Regions from separate parts of the Homo sapiens genome. Here region 1 is linked to region 2. A link is an interaction called in ENCODE POLR2A ChIA-PET data of the cell type or tissue named here. Cell type or tissue: Panc1. All regions are shown on one strand. Links, peaks and the distances in the headings refer to the core of each region. The heading gives the core; the rest is flanking DNA.

Region 1 (12,621 bases), core at 9,147-11,646, 320 kb before region 2:
TTTTCCTTTTTATTTATGTATTTATTGTTTGAGACAGTCACTCTGTCGCCCAGGCTGAAGTGCAGTGATGTGACCTGGACTCATTGCAACCTCTGCCTCCCGGGTTCAAGCAATTCTTGTGCCTCAGCCTCCTGAGGTAGCTGGGATTACAGGTGCGTGTCACCACACCCGGCTAATTTTTGTAATTTTAGTAGAGACGGTTTCGCCATGTTGGCCAGGCTGGTCTCAAACTCCTGACCTCAAGCAGTCCACCCGCCTCAGCCTCCCAAAGTGTTGGGATTACAGGCGTGAGCCACCGTGCCGGCCTGTTTTTCTTTTTTAAAAAAGACCTATTAGAGCTGTAGAAATTCTCGGTAGGAAGAAATACAAATAAAGATATATAATACCAAAAAAAGTTTCTTTTAATCTGAAGCATACATATATTTTGGCAAATGTAGATGTATAATTGGACCTAATGAAATGTTCTTAAAATCTAAAGACTGCCCTATGATGAATGAGTGTATGAATTAACATAAAAACTGGTTTTGTATATACAGGCCAACAGATACAAACTGGATTTGTTATTTCATTCACAAGAACCAAGGGGAAAAGATCTCAAGTCACACTTGGTTTCAACACACCAAGCCAAACAACTAATAAACCGCCCACGAAGAATGAAACTATTCTGAACTCGTCATTCTGCAGATGCAGATTATAATATTAAGATATGCACAAAATTGTATAAAGTAGACAATGAGTGACCTTTTATTGAAAAGAGGAGGAGTCAAAGATCCTGAAAGGGTTGGGACTGCCTGCAGTCAGTCCCTAGGGAACTTCCTGTTGTCACCACACCTCTGAGTCGTCTGAGCTCACTGTGAGCAAAATCCCACAGTGGAAACTCTTAAGCCTCTGCGAAGTAAATCATTCTTGTGAATGTGACACACGATCTCTCCAGTTTCCATATGTTGAGATTCTACTTATTCATCAGTTTGTTGTGCTTGTCAAGATCAGGTAGGTTATTTACAAACTGGTTTTCTTAACTGCTTAAAAAATAGAATTAGTTGTGTTGTCATTTTGCATGTCATCATTCCACTTCCTTCGGTGAACTTAAGTCCATAGAGTCGTTTTTAAGGAAAAAGATATAGGAAGCCTGTATCATTTCCTTAACATTTCCTTAAAAAAAAAAAAAAAAGATACAGGTTAGATGAACTTTCTCATCCTGAAAAAAATTTCTCAATAATAAAAGAAGCTATTATGTCTTTGAATTAATTTCTTCTTATTTACAACAATCAAATATGCTGAAAAATCTAGAAGTCTTATTTTCTTTCTTAGCCTATTTATCTGTGCCTTTCTAGTTCTGTGAAATGAGATGATTTATTTTCTGGAAATATAAAAATCTATCTTATATTTAATATATCAAGGGTTGGTTTTTATATTTTCATGCATTGAGAGTTTATTTAAATTATTCTTAGAGAAAACATAATTTTATATAGATAAACTCCTTGGAATGGTTCCTGGCATTCTTATAACTTAAAAATTATTAATCATAATGAAGAAATCAAAATTAAAACCCTAATGTACCAGATAATGTAACAAAAATAAAGTGAAATGCTTAAAAAAATAAAATTCAACACTTTGCAACCTTTTTAGGTATTCAGTTTTGTTTCAGATAGCTGTGGTAATGAAGGTTGATATAATTTTTTTGAAGGGCAAAGGGTAAATATGTTATATATTAAGACTTGTAAAAATGTTCATATACTTTAAGCTAGTAAAACCATTGCTGGGAATTTATTCTAAATGCATAACTTTTAAAAGAAAAAAGCCTCCTATGCAGAGATAAGTCTAACTATATTACTTGCAATAACTTGAAACTAGATATAACCAAAATGTTTCTACATACAGGAATGGATAAAAGACAGTATATCAACTTAATTTTTTTAAAGTAGCCTTTCAACTGATTCTGATGATATGCAGAAATAAGCAAACATTTTTAAAGTAATGCAAAGTAGAAAAAGTAGAACTTAAATTTGTTGGTAAACTATAATTACAACTATGTTAAAATCATGTATGTATGCATATGTGAATGAAGTTTAGAAGGGAAATGGAAAAATAGTATTAGGATTTCTGGCCTATAAATTTTTCTTTATATATGGTTTTGAAGTTGATTTTCTAGTAAGTTAAAATCATACCAATGATGATATTTTTAACTGAGAACTCGATATTTTAAAGTATATGTTTATTATTTTTTTTGTTTGTTTTTGAGATGGAGTCTTGCTCTGTCATCCAGGCTGGAGTGCAGTGGCGTGATCTCGGCTCACTACAACCTCCCCCTCCCTGGTTCACGCGATTCTCCTGCCTCAGCCTCCCAAATAGCTGGGACTACAGGAGTGCGCCACTGCGCCTGGCTAATTTTGTATTTTTAGTAGAGATGAGGTTTCACCACGTTGGCCAGGATGGTCTCAATCCTGTGATCCACCCGCCTTGGCCTTCCAAAGTCTGGGATTACAGGTGTGAGCCACCGCGCCCGGCCTATTATCATTTTTAAATTAAAAAAATTAAGATAAATGGTCAGGCGCAGTGGCTCATGCCTATAATCCCAGCACTCTGAAAGGCCAAGGCGCGTGGATCACCTGAGGTCAGGAGTTCAAGACCAGCCTGGCCAACATGGTGAACCCCATCTCTACTGAAAATACAAAATTAGCCAGGCCTGGTGGCATGCACCTGTTATCCCAGCTACTCGGGAGGCTGAGACAGGAGAATCTCTTGAACCTGGGAGGCAGAGGTTGCAGTGAGCCAAGATCGTGCCTCTGCATTCCAGCCTGGGCAACAAAGTGAGACTCCATCTCAAAAAAAATATATAATAATATAAATGTAGAGGTATCTTAAATGGGTCAGGGACAACCCTAACACAAAAACACAAGATGGCTTGTGGGTACCTTCTTCCAGTCTTTCATTATGTATCTCCATTTATAAAGTTGAAAAAAATGGCAACTTAATTTTTTTGTGACCTTCCTTTTCCTTAGCATCTTCTCAGAAGTAAAGTCTTGTTTTACTGCTAGATTCTAGAAGACTGTCACTGCTGCATGATAGAATCTCAGCAGACAGAGACACACAAGAATAAACTTCTGTAGGTAGAAGGAAAAAAAATAGTATAGCTGTAAGCTAATTCTAGTCTTCTCAGTGTCTAGGAAACCATAAACTTGGAACTTTCATTAGGGAGGGTGTTGAATAATATTCATCTGGTAGCAGACATTATTAATCTCAAATACATGGACTTCTTGTTTTTCCCTTCTGCTTGCAGTTCAAAAATTAACAAGCATTAAAATGGGCTTCAGAAATCCCAAGGATACAAGTCATTCAGTTTCAGAAATGTTTGTTTTGTTTTCTAATCTTTGTGAAATAATGTTAGGAATGTTTGCCATAATCTTACCAGTGAACAAAGCAATGGCTAACAAACTAAAGTACACTAGAATCCCCTGAGGGCTTGATTAAAATGCAGACTCCACCTCCAAAAATCCAAACTTAGTAGATCTGGGAGTGAGATCCTGGAATCTACATCTTAAAAAATTTTTTTGGTTGGTCCTAGGGGCTCACATCTGTAGTCCCAGCACTTGGGGAGGCCGAGGTGGGAGGATCGCTTGAGCCCAGGAGTTGGAGGCTGCAGTGAGCTATGACTGTGCCTCTGAGTAGCCACTGCACTTCAGCCTGGCTGAACAAGACCCTGTCTCAAAAATTTTCCCGCCCTGTCTGTATCTGGAACTTACAGGCACATACCATTGTGCCTGGCCTAGAATCTGCATTTTTAACAATTCCTCAGGGTTTTTCAGCTGCAGGTGGTGAAACAAACATAGGTTTTAAAATATTGTTCTAAATTAAGACTGCTTGACATAAGTATTTTTAAAAGTTACTCTGCTATCGATATTTTGGCCCATAGCAACTGTAAAACTAGATAGATATTTTCCCAGAAAAAATTGTTTAATGCCAAAACCAGAATTATTTCCTCAGATATTTGCAATCCTCTAGAATGATTTGGAACTGTGCCTGTGTGGTGACTCATCTTTCTCTAACAAGTTGGCAAAGGTGAATGAGGGGGTGTGAATGTGCATATTTATGCACATGATTCAGAAATGAGAATGAGAAAATCTGGCATCTCATTTATTTTCTCGGTTGCATCCTAAAGAAACACAGCCAGTGGTTAAAAGCAGGCATGTCCTTCCAATCAAGAGGGCATCCTGCCCATATGCTTCTTGCCTGTCTCCGCCCAGGGTAAAAAAGAAACAAATATTTTCTTTTTTTTTTTTTTTGAGATGGAGTCTCGCTCTGTTGCCAGGCTGGACTGCAGTGGTGCGATCTCGGCTCACTGCAACCTCTGCCTCCCGGGTTCAAGCAATTCTCTGCCTCAGCCTCCCAAGTAGCTGGGATTACAGGCACCCACCACCACGCCCAGCTAATTTTTGTATTTTTAGGAGAGACGGAGTTTCGCCATCTTGGCCAGGCTGGTCTTGAACTCTTGACCTCGTGATCCCCCTGCCTCGGCCTCCCAAAGTGCTGTGATTACGGGTGTGAGCCACCATGCCTGGCAAAACAAATGCTTCACCAGGTTTGACCCTGTCCAACTGTAATCCTTTCACAGCCTGGCTCAGGATGCGGTTTGTTTTGTTTTGTTTTGTTTTGTTTTGTTTTGTTTTTGTTTTGTTTTGTTTCTGAGATGGAGTCTTGCTCTGTCTCGCCCAGGCTAGAGTGCAGTGGCACGATCTTGGCTCACTGTAGCCTCTGCCTCCCAGGTTCAAGTGATTCTCCTGCCTCAGCCTCCCAAGTAGCTGGGACTAAAGGCATGTGCCACCACACCCAGCTAATTTTGTATTTTTAGTGGAGATGGGGTTTCACCATATTGGCCAGGCTGGTCTCGAACTCCTGACCTCAGGTGATCCACCTACCTCGGCCTCCCAAAGTGCTAGGATTACAGGTGTGAGCCACCGTGCTTGACCTAGGATGAGTTTTTTTTTGTTGTTTTTTTTTTCCTTTTATGTGAGACAGAGTCTCGCTCTGTCACCAGGCTGGAGTGCAGTGGCGCGATCTTGGCTCATTGCAACCTCCGCCTCCCTGGTTCTAGCAATTCTCCTGCCTCAGCCTCCCAAGTAGCTGGGACTACCGGTGCCCACCACCACGCCCAGCTAATTTTTGTATTTTTAGTAGAGACAGGGTTTCACCAGGTTGGCCAGGATGGTCTCGATCTCTTGACCTGGTGATTCGCCCGCCTCGGCCTCCCAACATGCTGGGATTACAGGCTTGAGCCACTGCGCCCGGCCCCAACTCATTTTCTAATACGAGGAAGGCAAAGTTTCTGGCCTAAAAAAACTTCAGATTTTTATTTCTTGGACTTTTGGAAATTCCTTCAGAACAGTGTCTTCAGGCAAGCATAAGAGTGTGCTCAAGCATAGGTTACTGTGAACATTTTGGCATCAACGGCATCAACGTGTAATGAGCTTGTATCCCAGACAGTAACATCCATTGCCAAGCATGCAGAATACTTGAAAATGTATCTGTTAATCTTTATCTGGGTCTCAGTAAATACTTTCTTTCTTTCTTCTTCTTTTTTTTTTTTTTGGAGATGGAGTTTTGCTCTTGTTGCCCAGGCTGGAGTGCAGTGGCGCGATCTCGGCTCATTGCAACCTCTGCCTCCCAGATTCAAGCAATTCTCCTGCCTCAGCCTCCCAAGTAACTGGGGATTACAGGTGCCTGCCACCATGCCCGGCTAATTTTTTGTATTTTTAGTAGAGACGGGGTTTCGCCATGTTGGCCAGGCTGGCCAGGCTGGTCTCAAACTCCTGAACTCAGGCAATCCACCCTCCTCAGCCTCCCAAAGTTCTGGGATTACAGGCGTGAGCCACCGTGCCCTGCCTTCAGTAAATACTTTCAGGCAGCATCAAGTCAGTAAACCTGACTGTGGACCTCTGTTCTAAAGAAGTTATTAATATACATCTATGTCACGTTTGGGGATGGGGTGGAGGGGAAGAAAGCTCAAGCACACCTTAGAAACCAAAACTCGAGATAAAAAAGCAGTATGAGTCAGGGCTGTTTTACTTCCTGACTGGGCACTACACGTCAAGGTTAATTTCATGTAGGACGTGAAATTGACATGAAATTCTGTCATGTCCTACATGAATTTCACTTCTACATGTCCTACAGAATTTCACTTCTGTAATGTAGGTTTGGAGGTCAGTGGACCAAAGGGTCCAAGGCACCTTCATCAAGGTCTGAGATGGGTCTGAGATACCTTCTTTTTTTTTTTTTTGAGACGGAGTCTTTCTGTCACCCAGGCTGGAGTGCAGTGGTGTGATCTCGGCTCACTGCAACCTCCGCCTCCCGGGTTCAAACAATTCCCACCTTTGCTTATTGACTATCGTAGAATCTCAGAATTTCCTCGCCTCTGTCCATAATTCTGTCTTCTTTTTTCACAGATGCCTCTTTGGATATGAATGAGGAGTCTCCTCTCTTTGAAGAGGGTTTTCTCCAGTCAGAAATATGGGAAATAAAATTAATTCCTCCAAAATGAGGTAGAAGAAGCCAGAGCTGAGTGTGTAGCTGAGACAGCACAGGCTTTTTTTGTTTTGTTTTTTGTTTGTTTTTAGACAAGTTCTTACTCTGTTGCCCAGGCTGGAGTGCAGTAGTGTGATCGCAGCTCACAGCTCACTGCAGCCTTGATTTCCTGGGTGCAAGCCACCTTCTGCCACAGGCTCAGTGTAGCTGGGACCACCAGCATGTGCAACCACGCCCAGCTAACTTTTTGATTTTTTCTAGAGACAGGGTCTCACCTTATTGTTCCAGGCGGGTCTCGAACTCTTGGGCTCAAGTGATCCTCCTACCTTGGCCTCCAAAAGTGTTGGGATTACAGGCGTGAGCCACAGCACCCAGTGGGAAATTTTTTTTTTTTTTAAAGAGATGGGTGTTGCCATATTGCCCAGGCAGGCTTTGAACCCTGGACTCAAGTGGTTTTCCTGCCTCAGCCTCCCAAGTAGCTGGGACTATATAGGCCTGCACCACCATGCCCAGCTTTAGAATTTTTTTTTTTTTTTTTTTTGAGACGGAGTCTTACTCTGTCGTCCAGGCTAAGAGTGCAGTGGCACAATCCTGGCCCACCACAACTGCCACCTGCTGGGTTCGAGCGATTCTCCTGCCTCAGCCTCCCGAGTAGCTGGGATTACAGGTGTGCGCTACCACACCCGGCTAATTTTTGTATTTTTATTTATTTTTATTTATTTATTTTTGAGACAGAGTCTCACTCTGTCACCCAGCCTGGAGTGCAGTGGCTGGGTCTCGACTCACTGCAAACTCTGCCTCCTGGGTTCAAGAAATCCTCCTGCCTCAGCCTCCCAAGTAGCTGGGATTACAGGCATGTGCCACCACACCCAGCTAATTTTTTTTTTTTTTTGTATTTTTAGTAGAGATGGGGTTTCACCATGTAGGCCAGGCTGGTCTCAAACTCCTGACCTCAGGTGATCTGCCTGCGTCAGCCTCCCAAAGTGCTGGGATTACAGGCGTAAGCCACTGTGCCTGGCCTATTATGATTATTTTACAGATGCAAAGCTGAGGCCCAGAGAGGTTAGGCAATTAATTACCAGGGGTCACATAGCTAATAGGCAGTGGAGTTGGACATCAAACCTAGGTCTGACTCCAAAACTCATGCTGTTTCCAAAGACGTGTTTTTTTGTTTTTTTGTTTTATGGAGATGGGATCTCACTATGTTGCCCAGGGTGGTCTCCCACTCCTCACGTCAAGGGACCCTCCCAAAGTGCTGGGATTACAGGTGTGAGCCACCCGCACTTGGCCTGTATTTGTATTTAGGACATTAGACTAGGGTTGGCAAACATTTTCTGTAAAGAGCCAGAGAGTAAATATTTTCAGCTTTATGGGCCATTAGTCATAGCCATTCAGCTCTGCCTTTAGAGCAGGAAAGTAGCCGTGGACAATATATAAATGGGCATGACCAGGTTTGACCTGCAGGCGACCATGCATTAAATTGCAAGAAAACATCTCAGGCACAATTATGCTAAAGAAGTTACAGTGAGATTGCCCTGGTATCCTACTTGGATATGTTTCTTTTCTTTTAAGAGATAGAAGGGAATACATGATAATCATGCCTGCTCTAAATAGGAGTCTGAATTCCTTATCAAAGGATATTGGAAACACCACTCATCCAACTGTAATTTTCCAACTGTCAACAGGAAATGGCATTTCAGAGTAATTGAATTTCAGAGTAGTCTGAAAAGGACAGGCAAAATTTCTCCTGTTTCAGATAAACTCAAATAGAAGAAGTTAAGCTTTAAAAACCAGTTTAACATGTTCTGTGGTCACTGGTTATATGTGCTCTGTTGCTCTACCTCTGAACAACCTTGACTTTGTACCATAACAATAACATAACTCAAAAGGATTTTGCTTTCTGAAGGCATACAAGTATCTGATGCCTTTAGAAATACCAACAGAAATGAATATTTAAAGAATGAGGCCGGGTGTGGTGGCTTGCACCTGTAATCCCAACACTTTGGAGGATCTGATGTCTGCAGAACATGCTAGCAGGTTGATATTCATTTGTTCAAGCAACATTTATTGATGCTAACTCTGAACCAGGCCCTGTTCTTGGCACTGAGAATACAACGGGTGGAACAGATGAATTATCCTGGAGCTTCTACATCAGTGGGGAGTTTTTCTGGAAAAAGGAAATAATGCTTCAGGTATGTTGCAGAAAAAATGCAAGTGACATAAAAAGGAGAAAATTCTCGCCCAGGCTCAGTAACTCATGCCTGTAATCCCAGCACCTTGGGCAGCTGAGGCAGGAGGATCACCTGAGGTCAGGAGTTCAAGACCAGCCTGGCCAACATGGCGAAAAGCCATATCTACTAAAAATACAAAAATTAGCCAGGTGTGGTGGTGGGCGCCTGTAATCCTAGCTACTTGGGGAGGTTGAGGCAGGAGAATCACTTGAACTTGGGAGGCAGAGTTTGCAGTGAGCGGAGATCACACCATTGCACTTCAGCCTGGGTGACAAGAGCGAAACTCCATCTCAAAAAACAAAACAAAACAAAACAAAAAAAAACAACAGAGGAAAATTCTCCATTCTCCAGGGTAGAATTCAGTACAAGAAAATAGTAGAATATTGATTTTTCCTGAAGGAAAGAGTATGGTTCAAAGCCAGGTCATTATTTAGGCTAAGGAATTTATTCCCAGATACAAATGAATTTAGGCATTATATGAACCATGAGCCCTCCTTGAAAGACAGCAAGAGCGCCAGGCATGCTGGCTCAAGCTTGTAATCCTAGTACTTTGGGAGGCGGAGGCAGGTGGATTACCTGAGGTCAGGAGTTCGAGACCAGCCTGGTCAACACAGTGAAACCCTGTCTCTACTAAAAATATAAAAATTAGCTGGGCGTGGTGGCATGCACCTATAATCTCAGCTACATGGGAGGCTGAGGCAGGAGAATCACTTGAACCCGGGAGGTGGAGGTTACAGTGAGCCGAGACCATGCCATTGCACTCCAGCCTGGGGGACAAGAGTGAGAAACCGTGCATCAAAAAAAAAAAAAAAAAAAGCAAGAGCCAGTCACCTAGTGGTAAAGGGAGAAGCTTAGGAAAAGGACTCAGTGAGCAATGGACATGTACTTTATAGAACTAAAACTACATAACTGGAGAAGTATGGTTTCAGAAGATAATTACAAAAAAATAGTTATGGAGTCTTGCTATGTTGCCCAGGCTGTCTCAAACTCCTGGGCTTAAGCAATCCTCCTGCCTTGACCTCCCAGAACACTGGGATTACAGGCGTAAGTCCAGAAGATAATTTTTATATCCAGCCTGTTCTCAGTATTTGTGTTAGTTATGTCCCATTAAGTGGCCTCAAACACTGCATTAGCAAATACTGAACCATTGCTCCTAGGGGAAGTCCAAGGTTAGTTTTCTGCAAGCCTCTGGTCACAATATTTTTGTCAGTGGATCAATACATAATTTTCTGTGTGTTTCTGTTTAAAGGCATCTGATTTAATATATACTGTTGATTCATTAACATTGGACTTATGGCCAACAGCACTCTAACTCATGCTTGAATGAAGCTTACCTAACACATGTATTTTCTCTCTAAGGCACATCATAGCCTTCTTCTGCTTAGAAACATTAGACAGCACTTCAGCATTATGCTTGGGCACCATTTTATTTATTTATTTATTTATTTATTTTTGAGATGGAGTCTTGCTCTGTTGCCCAGGCTGGAGTGCAGTGGCATGATCTCAGCTCACTGCGACCTCTGCCTCCCGGGTTCAAGCAATTCTCCTGCCTCAGCCTCCCGAGTAGCGGGGATTACAGGCTTGTACAACCATGCCTAGCTAATTTTTGTATTTTTAGTAGAGACGGGGTTTTGCCATGTTGCCCAGGCTGGTCTCGAACTCCTGACCTCAAAGTGATCTGCCTGCCTTGGCCTCCCAAAGTGCTGGTATTACAGGCGTGAGACACCATGCCCAGCCCTAGATATATTATTTAGCTCTCCTTTATAAGTGAGAACATGCAGTATTTGTGTTTCTGTGTCTGTGTTATTTCACTTAAGATAATGGCCTCAAGTTCTATTCATGTTGCTGCAAAAGAGATGATTTCATCCGTTTTTATGAGCACATAGTATTCCATTGTATATATACATCATATTTTCTTTTTCCAATCATCTGTTGAGAGACACTTAGGTTGATTCCATATCTTTGCTATTGTGAATAGTGCTGCAATAAACCTATGAGTGGACACCATTTTAAACAGTGAAATAACCAAGAAAAAGCACAGGAAGTGGCTGGGTGTGGTGGCTTACGCCTGTAATCCCAGCACTTTGGGAGGCTGAGGTGGGTGGATCACCTGAGGTCAGGAGTTCGAGACCAGCGTGGACAACATGGTGAAACCCTGTCTTTACTAAAAATACAAAAATTAGCAGAACGTGGTGGCAGCCGCCTGTAATCCCAACTACTCGGGAGGCTGAAGCAAGGAGAATCGCTTGAACCTGGGAGGTGGAGGTTGCAGTGAGCCGAGATCTCGCCACTGCACTCCAGCCTGGGCGACGAGCAAAACTCCGTCTCAAAAAAAAAAAGAAAAAAGAAAAAGCACAGGAAGCAAAAAACGTGGCACTAAGTGACTGTCATCTAAGTGTTCATGAAAAGGACACCTGTTTAGAGTATGAGAGCTGAAACAAATAAGAAGGCAGAGTGTTGCTCTCTCTGACCTCAGCTGAGATCATGCATGTCAGGCAACACAAATTTTTCGCCACTCTACACATGTTCATGAATGACTGAAAAGGTTCCTCAAGTATTGATTTTGGGGTGATGAATAAATTTGCACATAAGAAATTCACAAATATGGCCAGGCACGGTGGCTCACGCTTGTAATCCCAGCACTTTGGGAGGCTGAGGCGGGCAGATCACCTGAGGTCGGGAGTTCGAGACCAGCCTGGCCAACATGGCGAAAACCTGTCTCTACTAAAAATACAAAAATTAGCCAGGTGTGGTGGCGCACGTCTGTAATCCCAGCTACTCGGGAGACTGAGGTAGGAGAATTGCTTGAACCTGAGAGGCGGAGGTTGTAGTGAGCCAAGATCATGACCCTGCGCTCCAGCCTGGTTGACAGAGTGAGACTCTGTCTCTAAAAAAAAAAATAATAATAAATAAATAAATAAATAAAACACCAAAAACCAAGAAGAAATCCACAAATATGGCTGGGTGGGGTGGCTCACGCCTATAATCCCACACTTTGGGAGGCTGAGGCAGGAGGATCATTTGAGCTCAGGGGTTCAAGACCAGCCTGGGCAACATAGCAAGACCTCATCTCTACCAAAATTCAAAAAAAATAGCCTGGTGTGGTGGCACTCACCTGTAGTCTCACACAATTTCAGGGCTGAGGCAGGAGGATTGCTTGAGCCTAGGAAGTCAAGGCTGCAGTGAGCTGTGATTGTGCCAGTGCACTCCAGCCTGGGTGACAGAGTGAGACCCTGTCTCAACAAACAATCAAAAAAAAAAAAAAAAAGAAAGAAAGATCCAGAAATAATGAGAATCGACTGTATTTGACAATGGGAAGAGACTGCATGCTTCCAGGGGTGTATGTATATATTCTGAAGGAAGGATCAAGGAGCATTTGAGAGGCAATATAGGTCTATTAACTTTCTCATTTTTCTTGGTAGAGAATGAGTTGATAGAACAGATACAGTAAATAGAACAGAAACTCTGTGACTGATACATCAATACACAGAGGCTTAAACATTTATTTTGAAACTATATAAGGAATCACCAGATGAGCCAAAAATAATTTTATAACTAATAAAAATCAGGAGGTAGAAGTCCAGTTAGTGGGGAGAAGTATTAAGTGTGTTAATGTCCTCGTCACATATAACAAAGAAACATTAGATATTGTCTCAAGGCACTAACGCCAGGACAAGAGTAGAGTCAGGAAAGAGCTGTTCTGACAAAGATCAGCAGCAGAACACATGGCAGAAGTCGGCAGCGCACTCCGAGTCGGAAATCCAGTTTCCAGATGCCCAGAAATCCTTGCCAGGGGTTGCACATTGGTGAATAATTAAGTGTGGATAGATATATTTCAGTATGGAACAGTTCTGCATGTAGTCTACTTCTG
Region 2 (12,621 bases), core at 3,300-5,799:
AAGAAAGGCATTGGAGTGTTTCAAGCAGAGGAGTAACATGCTCTCACTTAGGTTTTTCAAACAATCACTCTGGCTGTTGAAAATATACTAATTGGAGACAAGGACAAAAACAGGAAGACTGAGGGCTGCTATCATAATCCAAGGGAGAGATGATGGGGGCTTGGATCTGAGTAGTGGCAATGTAAATCATAAGATATGGTCAGATTCTGGAGATATTTTGAAAGTAGAGCCAACAGGATTTTGTGACAGAGCAGATACGAGATGTGAGAGAAAGAGGAGAGTCAAGGATGATCTAATGGCCAGAGTGAGTAGCTGGAAGGATGGTGCCATCACTAAGACTGGGATTTCTGCTGATAGAGCAGGTTTTATGGAAGTATCACAAGAGCTTCATTTGGGACATGTTAAGTTTGAGAGGCCTGTTACACATCCAAGTGGAGATGTCAAATAGACAATTGGATAGACAGGCCTGGGGTTTAGGAGAGAGAGGTCTTCTGAACTCCTCTAAGCCTCTGTTTTCTCATCAGTAAACAACCACATGGTTGTTTTAAGGAATAATGAAATAACATGACATGCTTCTGATATAGTGCCTGTTAAACAGACCACATTTCATAAACGGTATCTGGCCCCCAAAGATGTCCACGTCCTAATTCCCAGAACCTGTGAATATATTATGTTACATTCAAAATAACCTTTGTACGTGTGATTACATTAAAGATCTTGAGAGGGAGATTACCCTGGACTATCTAGCTCAGCCCATTTTATCACAAGAGTCCTTATAAGAGGGAAGCAGAAGGTCAGAGAAGAGAGAAGACACTATGTGCTGGCTTTGAAGATGGCAGGAGAGGTCACAAGCCAAGTAATGTAAGCAGCTTCTAGAAGTGGAAAAGACAAGGAAAACATTCTTTCTTACAGCATCCAGAAGGAACACCTTCTGCTGACCTGTTTTAGACTTTTGACATCTTAAACTATAAGATAGTAAATGTGTGTTTTAAGCCTCTGAGTTTGTGGTAATTTGTTACAGCAGTAATACACTACTAATACAAAAGCTATTAGTAATCACGATATTCAGAATCCTGCTTTGGTTTGGAAAATATTTTTTTCTTTCTTTTTTTTTTTTTTTTTTTTTTTGGTGACAGGGTCTCATTCTGTCTCCCAGACTGGAGTACAGTGGCACGATCTCAGCTCACCACAACCTCCACCTCCCGGGTTCAAGTGATTCTCCTGCTTCAGCCTCTCCAGTAGCTGGGATTACAGGCACGTGCCACCACACCCGGCTAATTTTTTGTATTTTTAGTAGAGACAAGGTTTCACCATGTTGACCAGGCTGGTCTCAAACCGCCGACCTCAAGTGAGCCACCCGCCTCGGCCTCCCAAAGTGCTGGGATTACAGGTGTGAGCCACTGCGCCCGGCCGAAATTTTTTTTTTTCTAAGAAAGGGTGTTAAAGAAAAAGATTAGTTAAATTGTGAAAGTTGAAGATTCCCTACTGATGTGAATGAGGAAAAAAAGTGCCAACTTTGTAGGCACTGTTCCCATAGGAAATTAATAAGTAAATAGATTTAGGTGGCTAACCCTTTCTGATCTTCTGAAATCCATAAGACAGGTAATTCTGGAAAGTAGAGTGATTACAACAGCAACCTTCTCCACAATTTCCTTAGAATGCCGTCTGAAAATGAACGAATCTTTAGCAGTAACCACAAAGGATATGCCTGATCATATTGCAGTTCGTTCGCTGATGTTCTCTGTCCAATCAACTGACAGGACTACAGTGTCCTGCTCCTCTTTCTGTTTTATTTTCTAGGTGCTGTCCCCTTTGTTCACAGAAAAGCATAGAAAGCTCTGCTGTATTCTCATAAAGCTTGGCCCCAGCCCTGATGAGTTTCTCTATACTCATTCACAGGACAGGCTTTGAGCTCTAGACTTTGGTGGGATACCTCTTACTACCCAGAATACTATGGGGGGAAAGAGGAATTGGGAGTAACATCTTTATCCTGCCTGCCTTTTAGCTGTAGGTCCAGGTGGGTTTTCGCTATACATTTTTTAGTACTAGCACCTCAAGGCTCTCAGGCAGAAATAATTAATATCAGCAAATATTGTTCTATGACCAAAAGAAAGACACACAAAAATTCTTAAAACTAAAACAACTGCAACTCTAAAACCTATGAAAATATTTTATGACTTAAAAAAAAAGAAACATAAACGTCAGTCTGCTGAAACATTAAAGAAAACAAAAAATTTTAGAAAACTCACATTATTCTAAACTAGAAAAGAAAATATTTTGTTAAATAAGAACACCGTATTTAAAATCAAAACCTTAGCCAAAATAATTTCTTTTTGAAGCAATAAAAAGATGTGGTAGGATAGATTACAGAATCAACAACATAGAGGATAAAAAGAGACACATCTAAAGAATTCAGAAGAATTTAACAAAAAGATAAATAAAATGTAAATGAAGATAGCAGACATGGAAGATACATAACAGAGGTCTCTGCTTTGAATAATACGTGCTCCCAAAGCACAAGGCAAAAAAAATGAAAGCAATAACCAAAAGAAAAAATAGAAGAAATTCTTCAGACATTAAATAGCATCAGAGATTGTACTTTAACAAGCATGCCATTTTCCTGGAAAAACTGATGAGGAGATAATTCTTTGATGTGTCTTGGTAAAGATTTTAAACTTCCAGAAAATAGAATCCTGCAAGCTTCCCCAGGATAAAAACAAATAAAACGAAAGGTTACTTTCAAAGGAACTAAAATTATACCAGCCACAAGTAAATGCTGTGGAATATTCACATGCTAGGATGCTATGTAATATTTATGAAGAATGATGATCTAAATCTCAGGGTTCTTAAAGTGTGGTCCAGGGACTCTCGGGTGTGGCCTAAGACCTTTACAGAGTCCTTGAGATCAGATCTATTTTCGTAATAATAAGACATTACTTGCCTTTCTCACAAATGTGTAGTGGAATTTTCCAGAGACTGTAATATGCCTTGTGATATCACAACAGATTGAATGCAGAAGCAATAGGAGAATGAGAATGCAGCTGTCTTCTGTTAAATCAGACAGTAAATAAATTTGCAAAAATATAAAACAATTGCACTCTTCTCCCTAATTTTTAAATTTTTTATATAATTATTTTGCATAAAAACATTATGCTAACATGCAGTGAGTTTATTATTTTAAAATGAACTAATAAAGAAACATTTTTAAAGCTTGCAGTGATTTTTCTTTTTTTATTTTTATTTTTCTGAGATGGTATCTCCCACTGTCACCCAGGCTGGAGTGCAGTGGCACGATCTCGGCTCACTGCAGCCTCCGCCTCCCAGGTTCAAGTAGTTATCCTGCTTCAGCCTCCCAAGTAGCTGGGTCCACAGGCTCGTGGCACACCCAGCCAATGTTTGTATTTTTAGTAGAAACAGGGGGCGGGGGGCACCATGTTGGCCAGGCTGGTCTCAAACTCCTGACCTCAGGTGATCCTCCTGCCTTGGCCTCCCAAAGTGCTGGGATTACAGGTGTGAGCCACCACATCCGGCCTTGTGATTTCTACACCCAGACAAAAGCTTGCAGTTTTAATTTCTAATACAGTAAATATTGATATATATAACCTACATAAACACAAGCTTTTTGGAGTTCTCCATAATTTTTAAGAGTGCAAAGGGGTCCTAAGACCCGTTTGATAACTGCTAGTAGAAATCCGTATAGAAACCATGATATAAAATTGTGTATACATTAGCCAAATTAGAAAATAATGTGAGGCGGGCCGGGCACGGTGGCTCATGCCTGTAATCCCAGCACTTTCAGAGTCCAAGGCAGGTGGATCACCTAAGGTCAGGAATTTGATACCAGCCTGGTCAACATGGTGAAACCTCATCTCCACTAAAAATACAAAAAAGTAGCCGGGGGTGGTGGCATGGGCCTGTAGTACCAACTACTCGAGAGACTGAGGCAGGAAAATCGCTTGAACCCAGGAAGCAGAGGTTGCAGTGAGCCGAGATTGCGCCACTGCACTCCAGCCTGGGTGACAGTGAGACTCCATCTCAAAAAAAAAAAAAAAGAAAAAAAAATATCATGAGGCTATATGCATTAAAAATGGATTTTTCCTTTAAATGGGGGGATGATTTTATAAATCTGTAGTGTATAAAAGGAGAGTTAGACCAGAAATATGACATTTATTTCCTTCAATAAATCAAGTTAGATAGTTTTAATTTATAATGGTATAATAAATACAGTTTAAAGAATGTGAACTATTTTAAGTATGTAATGTCAAATTCATAAAAGGATGCTTAGGATCCAACATACTACAGGATTCAAAGCACATGAGACAATTTATTGTGCAAAAGACAAAATAGGAAGCAAAGAAGCCTAAAATATAGGAGGAAATCATAATAGTGTAAAATGAGTCTGTAAATTTGAGGGTTTACAGATACTTAAAGTATATGGGGGAATATTGAATAATTTTGTTGCCCTATTTGCAGTATTGCCTGAAACCAAGATTATTGGAAGAAATCAGGAAAACTGGCTTTGACAAAAAGAAATAAAATGAACTAGGATTGGCCTTTTCCCAAAGCACTGCTTAAAGAAACATCACTATTTTTAACATGCAGAAAAGAGGTAAAAACAGTAAGAATATGATGGGGTTTTGATTTGCATAGAAAAGGTCATAGTGAATTAGAAGAAAGCTAACATTAGAATTATACACCTGTCTTTTTAAGTAGTCTGCACAATTTTAGGAAAACTTGAATATGACATTTGGAAAGAGTTCCATGTGGAAAAAAATTGTAAAGGTTAGAAAAGAAGCTATCAAGAAAATTGGAAAAAATTGAGATTACTCAGGTTGGAGAAGAAACTCTCAACCTCAGTTCCCTTAGGGCACACAGGGTTCTTATTAGAGCCCATTGGACAGTGGTTGTCATCTACACTTACGATGTCATAAGAAAAAACAATTTTAAATTACAGCCTAAGAATCTGGATTGGATATACAGAGCCATGTCTTTAGATCCTTAGTTCTTTGATACAGGATAAAAGTCCAGCTATGCATCATTGAACAACGAGATATATTCTGAGAAATCATTAGGCGAGTTTGTTGTTATGTGACCATCATGGTTTACTTACACAAACCTAGATGGTATAGCCTATTACACACCTAGGCTATATGGTATGGCCTCTTGTTCCTAGGCTACAAACCTGTGCAGCATGTTACTGTACTGAATACTGTAGGCATTTGTAACACAATGGAAAGTATTTATGTATCTAAACACATCTAACATAGAAAAGGTACAGTAAATATATGATATCGTAATCATATGGGACCACCATCATATATGTGTTGTTGACAGAAATGTTATTATATGGCATATGACTGTACTTGGAATCCCATTGACTCTGTTAGAATAGTAGTGGTACTCTTCCAATTTTGTGAAATCCAAGCCAGAAGAAATCATTACAGCTAGAGAAATTTTTAGTCTATCTGGGAGTAGCTCACATTCTCCCTGCTTAGTTGACCTCAAAATCCTTTTATAATAATATCCAGGTTTCCATGTCCCATTTTGTGTTTGCTTGGTTCCCTTAACCTGGGTAGGCTGATTCACTCTCTCCTTACCAAAGTGATTTTATACACAGGATACTTATGTACAGAAACCATTTATGTACCTCTTACCCTACTCCTTACTCCAGAAGGAGATCTGAAAGCCTGTTTTCAGAGATACTTCCAGAAAACTGCCCAAATACTGCTTTTCAAAGAGAGACCTACCAAAAAAAAATCACTGAACTTTCTATCCAATCAAGAAAACTCATTTGTAGTTCTCTGAAGCAATAATAAGAACCAGGAATGGAGGGTTTGTCTCCGATGGCATCCACCAACACTGTAAGTGCAGTGAAGACTGTGGGACTGTTGCCACCAAGATGGATTTGATGGTTGCTTTTCAGAAGGCAAGATGGTACTGGCAAGAAAGCAAGCGATGTGTCACTGTCTTCTTCCTTCTGACCCTGGGGTAGGGGATGCTGATGTCCCCTACCTCTTACCTCAGAATATGCAGATCAAATTGCATATTTACAACTGGTGAAGAACTGTCAAGGCAAATTTAGGAACGGTGCAAACCCTCATCAAACTTCTATATCTCCTATTGCTGACATTCTGTACTGGAGGATGCCAATGGCATGATTGGATGCTAAGTATACCAGCACCACCACTGCCAGACACTAGATATTGGCACCTGTGAAATGAGATTTAACCTGTCGCTGCTGCTTAGTGTCACTAACTCCAAGCTAAAAACCCTCAACAGAGCACTCAGTTCACTAACTGGGGTCATGGGCCACACTCCAGCTGCCACAGTCAAATTGTCAATTGTCTAATCATCTGTGTCCTTTTCAGCTTCTGTAGTAGAAGGCAGGGCTTCAAAGCTCACACAATAGCAATTCCACAAACTAAGGGAGGAGCTGAGATGCTGGGTAGCCAAAAACTGGCAGAAATCCATCCCATTTGTCCTAGGTAATTTTAATTATACCTTATAGAATGTCAACTTAATTTTTTTCTCATTGAGTTAACTATATTTATGTCTGGGGACTATCTTTTTTTTAAATTTTCTCTCTCTCTCTTTTTCTTTGTTTTTGGAGATGGAGTCTATCTCTTTTGCCCAGGCTGGAGTGCAGTGGTGTGATCTCAGCCCACTGTAATCTCCACCTCCTGGGTTCAAGCGATTCTCCTGCCTCAGCCTCCTGAGTAGCTGGGATTACAGGTGCCCACTACCATGCCCAGTTAATTTTTGTATTTGTAGTAGAGACAGGGTTTCACCATGTTGGCCAGGCTGGTCTCGAACTCCTGACCTCAGGTGATCCACCCGCCTTGGCCTCCCAAAGTGCTGGGATTACAGGCGTGAGCCACCGTGCCCGGTCCTTTTTTTTTTTTAACCATCCACAGCCAATGGGGTGTGCTAGGGATAAGGTAGATACTATATATTACTCTGCTGCTGCTACTTCTATTATTATTATAAAAAACTAAACATCTCACATTTCTATAGAGATCTGTAGTTCATAAAGTACTTCTATAGAGATTTATAGAATATAAAGAGAATCTGTTATTCTCACTTAATACTCAGAATTACTGAGATAAGCATAATTATTGCCATTTGCCAATGAGGAAATTGTGGTCCTGGTGCAGTTCTTCATGGTCACACAAATAGTGGAAACTAGAGCTGGAGCTTGAATCCAAGTTTCCTGGTTACCTCAGTGGTGATCTTTCTATTCTTTCAGTGAGTGTGGTTCTTACTTATTTTATTCAATAATAGATATTTATATCCAGACAGACAGCCTTTCCTACTAGAGAGAGTAATGCTTTTGCTTTAATCTTACATCGCTCTTTGATTTGTTGTTATTGTTGTTGTTGTTTATTTCAGGAAGACGTATTTTAGCAGATGAAGCACTCAAGCTGGGCATTCTAGATAAAGTTGTAAACTCAGACCCGGTTGAAGAAGCAATCAGATTTGCTCAGAGAGTTTCAGGTAAGAAGATAATAATAAAAATAGCCAAAGACTGTAAACAGGATACATGTTCATTTAAATAAGAAACTCCTGGCCGGGCGCAGTGGCTCACGCCTGTAATCCCAGCACTCTGGGAGTCCGAGGTGGGCGGATCACGAGGTCAGGAGATCGAGACCATCCTGGCTAACACGGTGAAACCCCGTGTCTACTAAAAAATACAAAAAATTAGCCGGGCGTGGTGGCGGGCGCCTGTAATCCCAGCTACTCGGGAGGCTGAGGCAGGAGAATGGCGTGAACCCGGGAGGCGGAGCTTGCAGTGAGCCGAGATCGCGCCACTGCACTCCATCCTGGGCGACAGAACGAGACTCCGTCTCGAGAAAAAAAAAAAAAAGAAAATCCTGAGGCTGGGTAATTTATAAAGAAAAAAAGATTTAATTGGCTTACAGTTCCGCAGGTTGTACAAGCATGGTACCAGCATGTGCTCAGCTTCTGGTGAGGTCTCAGAGCTTTTACCCGTGGTTGAACGTGAAGCAGGAATAGGCACGTCATATGGCAAGAGAGCAAGAGAGAAGTGTGGAGGTCCCAAACTCTTTTTTTTTTTTTTTTTTTCTGAGACAGAGTCCCGCTCTGTTGCCCAGGCTGGAGTGCAGTGGCGCGATCTTGGCTCACCACAACCTCTGCCTCCTGGGTTCAAGTGATTCTCTTGCCTCAGCAGCCCAAGTAGCTGGGAATACAGGCGTCCGCCCACCATGCCCCGCTAATTATTGTATTTTTAGTAGAGACGGGGTTTCACTATGTTTGCCAGGCTCATCTCGAACTCCTGACCTCGTGATCTGCCTGCCTCGACCTCCCAAAGTGCTGGGATTACAGGCATGAGCCACCGCGCCTGGCCCCAAACTCTTCTAAACAAGCTGATCTCTCATCAACTAAGTGAAAGCTCTCTTATCACCAAGGGGATGGTACTAAACCGTTCCTGAGGGATCAGCTCCCATGACCCAGTAACCTCCCACCAGGCTCCCACCTCAAACACTGGGGACCACATTTCAACATGAGATTTGGAGCGGACACACATCTAAACCATATCACAGGCTCTATAATTTACCGCAGTAAAACTGTGGGCCTTGAGAACTTCTGTCTCCGCAAACTGAGTTATGTCCTTCTCTCAGTGGTTTCTTACTTTATGGACTCGGGATGTTCCTTTCAGAGTTCTTTCAGTGGCACTCACAGAGGTTTTTTTGTTTGTTTCACAGTTTCTTTTCAGTCTATGGATGTTGTCATCTTTAAATGAGCAAGATGGAGAGGGTAAAAATAGCCAGAAAAAAATAATTGGGAAGAGTATTGCGTTACAGGCAGAACAGAGTGCTGGTCTCCCGCTTGGTGGCAGGCAATGGCCCAGTGTCATTCAAAGGCATTCTTTTGAAGGAGTCATTCTTTTGTTGACCTTGGCAGAGACCAAACACTTTCCTGAAATAATCTTTCTTTTTTGTGGCTCTAGCCAGTTACTGTTTCAATGTGAAAGTAAAAGCTTGAACTGGAGAGGGGAGGAACGATGGGGAGAAAATAATGGAGACCCCTAAAGAGAATCAGCAAGTCCTTGCCCAAATAGAAATAAATTTCCTACTATTTTTCTCGGCCTTTCAGGCAACCTTCACTGTGTTTTCATCATTGTGCTTCCCGAGGGGGCTTATTGTTTTGTTAGAAGTCACTTGACAGACACACAGCAAAGGCTATTTGCATTTGGAGGTCCCGAAATGATTCTTTGGTTTGCTAAAGGTAGACCCGTGTCTGTCATTCACATCTGTAGTTTTAGTTTGTAAAGGTCTCAATTTCAACAGGAAGTTCTTTTCCTTAAGTGATTTCCCTAGATTCTGATTTGAGAATTAAGTTACTTCAAGAAATAGTTGAGGTTCATGATCTAGGAGACCTGGATCCAGGTCTCAACCTTAGCTACATTTCTAAAATGGTCTGGTTATAACTTTAATTTATTCACAATTTAAAATTAATTGTAAACATTAAATTAAGCATTTTTACTTTATAAAACTTACAAAATAGTGTTTCATCTCAACGACATTATACAGTTTGTCCACTTGGTGGCATCCAAATATTGAGGCACCATTTGCTTTAAACCTGTAATTCACCTTTTAACACTTCAGGGCTTTAGACAATTATGTGTTACTATTTTAAATTATAATCATGAAAACTATATAGAAAAATGTAAAATTGTGATATAAAAATGTGTAGAATATAAATGTACATGTATTTGCAATTATACAGTATATAATCGTGTATAGAGTAATGATCATTATCTGGAGTATGTATGAATACAGATACAAATGGAAAGGAAATAAGCAAAAATGAAAATGTTAGTTTTTCTCCAAAATTTCTTAAGTGATTTTTGCTTTTGTTTTGTTTTATTCTCCAGCTTAGGATAAGTTAGTTTTCTCAAACATTTCTAAATTATTTTTGGTTTTGTTTTTATTTTTTCCAGCTGTATTGAGGTGTAATTTCTACAGATAAAATTCATGCATTTTAAGGGGGAGTTTGGTGAATTTTGGTAGTTGTTTACAGTTGTATAACCATGGCCACAATCAAAATATAGTTCTATCACCCTAAAAAGTATTCTCATACCCCTTTCCCATAAATCCTTTTTTCTTCCCCTTGGCCGCAGGCAACCAGTGACCTACTTTCTGTCATACTTTTATGGTTTTTTTAGAATCTCATATGGATGAAATCATGCAGTAGTATATAGTCTTCTGTGGCTGGCTTTATTTTGTATAATGTTTTTGAGAGCCATTCCTATTGTTGCATGCATTAATATTTTGTTCCTTTTTATTGACTTGTATTCCACATTGTGGGTAAACCACAATTTGTTTATCCATTATCAGTTGATGGACATTTAGTTTGTTTCCACTTTGGGCCTACACAAGTCTTTGTAGACATAGTTTTTCCTTTTTCTTGGGTAAATACCTGAGAATAGTATTGCTGGGTTGTAATAAGTGTATGCTTGACTCTTAAATGCTTTTTAAAATTTATTAATAAAAAAATCAGTGATTTAAAAGACACTAATTTTTGCCAAGCAGATCAGAACAGATGGAACAAATACGGTGAGACTGAGTTTAAATAAGCTCTCATTAGAATGCTTGTAATACATCCTGTCTAGAAGGCAGCTGGACAATCACTTATAGAGGCTTAAAATTACTCATACCTTTTCACTTAGTTTTTCTATTCTTAGGAATTTACCATAGAGAAATAATCACATAAATACACAAAGATTTGTATACAGTAATACTCACTAAAGCTTTTAGATTATCATAAAATATTGGAAACAACTCAAATATTTAGTTCTGGGAAATTAATTATGTAAAAACGATAATCTCAATGAACTGACTCCATTCAGCTATTACAACTTCCATTTTTAAAGAAAGTTGAAGAACTTGGAAAATTGCTTACATATAGTATTAAGAAGAAAACAGCCAGGTAGAAAATTTTACAAGTGTGTGCGTGTGTTCTTATATGTACCTGCATAAGGAAAAAACTATAAGGCGATGTAACAAATTTTCAGTAGTGGTTGTACTTGGGTGGTAGGTAATCTAGACTCTTGATTTGAAAAAAAATTTATCTTTTCCTAATATCTAAGTCATTAAATTTACCCCCTCCCCCAAAAAAATGGATGACTTTGGGAGGCCAGTGTGGAAAGGACGCAGTCTGTTAGAGAAATGGGCTCAGGACTGGAGGTCAGGAGAGACAGAGGTCTCAGCTTTAGCTACGGGACCTTAACAAATCATCTTTGGGGCTTTGTTTTATGTATTGGTAAAAGAAAGGGTTCAACAAAATTAGCTGGTTTCAAATCATGTTCTGAGACCTCACAGGCTACAGTGGTTGGGTGCTTAGTTATTTGTCCTTGCAACAACTCAAGCAAGGTTTTGGGGTGTAATGTGTGTTTTGGGGTTTAATGATTAGAATCCCATGGAAACCCTAGGACTTTTACTGTTTTTTCTTTTTTAAATGAGTTCCACTGTTTGAAATCCTATGATTTCTTGGTGCTGCTTTGTAATAGACAAACGCTGGAGATCAAGGTAGAGAAAAAGACAGATCAACCAAGGATTAACTCAGAATCTTGTCAACATTTGCCATTTATTCTCTTACCAAATTTATAATTTAAGGAGGCCTATTTATTTGCCTTTCATTTTCATTTGAGGTATTGTGCCTATCTTTTCTTTTTGTGCTTCCCCACTTTCCTCTTTTTTCTCTTTCTTTTTTTCTTTTTTTTTTTTTTGAGACGGAGTTTCGCTCTTGTTGCTCAGGCTGGAGTGCAATGACATGACCTCGGCTCACTGCAATCTCCTCTTCTCAGGTTCAATTGATTCTCCTGCTTCAGCCTCTGGAGTAGCTGGGATTACAGGCATGCATCACCACACTCAGCTAATTTTTGTAGTTTTATTAGAGATGGAGTTTCACCATGTTGGCCAGGCTGGTCTTGAACTCCTGACCTCAGGTGATCCACCCGCCTCTACCTCCCAAAGTGCTGGGATTACAGCCGTGAGCCACCGCACCCAGCCTCTTTGTTTTAAATACAGTGGTTAGTGTGTGGTCATTTAGCAGAACAAAATTGATGGATTAACTTGAAGGAAAGTTTCCACAAAAATTCAATATGTTAATTACATTAAATATATATGCATTTATTAGAAATCTATAGTTATGGAAAGCTAGAGCAATTGTCTTGATCTAGAGCCATGGTCCTCAAACTTCACTGTGCATCAAAATTGCTTTTTGGTGGGCTTGTTAAAGCACGGTTAGCAGGGCCCCACTCATTACTTTCTGATTCATTAAATCTGGGGTGGGGCCCAAGAATTTGTATCTCTAACAAACATGCTTAGGTGATGTTGATGCTGTGTTCTGGGGACCACACTTTGAGAACCATTGATATACAGAGAACAAGGGTAAGAAAGGAGATAATTTTTGCTAGTTTTGATTTTTTTTACACCTGACACGCAAACACTACCTATAGTCTTTTTTTTTTTTTTTTTTTTTTTTTTTGAGACAGAGTCTTGCTTCTTCACCCAGGCTGGAGTACAATGGTGCAATCTTGGCTCGCTGCAACCTCCGCCTCCTGGGTTCAAGCAATTCTCCTGCCTCAGCCTCCCAAGT

The links. ChIA-PET counts read pairs that join two places held together with the same protein. Peaks named below come from ENCODE experiments on the same cell type or tissue, not always from the same donor. Only the 100,000 strongest peaks of a DNase experiment are listed, where the experiment ranks them.
Region 1: POLR2A ChIA-PET joins it to region 2 with 5 read pairs; 2 of 35 experiments call an interaction of 5 or more read pairs at or near these places.

What each region holds. Positions count from the first base shown.
Region 1 is chr3:185,540,792-185,553,412 of GRCh38, reverse strand. LIPH (lipase H) reads left to right here and starts at 825. Exons shown (of 10, transcript NM_139248.3): 1 at 825-990. The coding sequence starts at 942. RefSeq lists an enhancer at 736-815. In Panc1, for the core only: no CTCF peak of the experiment used is centred there; no DNase peak of the experiment used is centred there; H3K27ac peaks cover 798 bases.
Region 2 is chr3:185,213,009-185,225,629 of GRCh38, reverse strand. It overlaps EHHADH (enoyl-CoA hydratase and 3-hydroxyacyl CoA dehydrogenase), which reads left to right. Exons shown (of 7, transcript NM_001966.4): 5 at 7,390-7,494. Among named protein-coding and RNA genes, the nearest start is that of MIR5588, 34 kb to the left of the region's middle. In Panc1, for the core only: no CTCF peak of the experiment used is centred there; no DNase peak of the experiment used is centred there.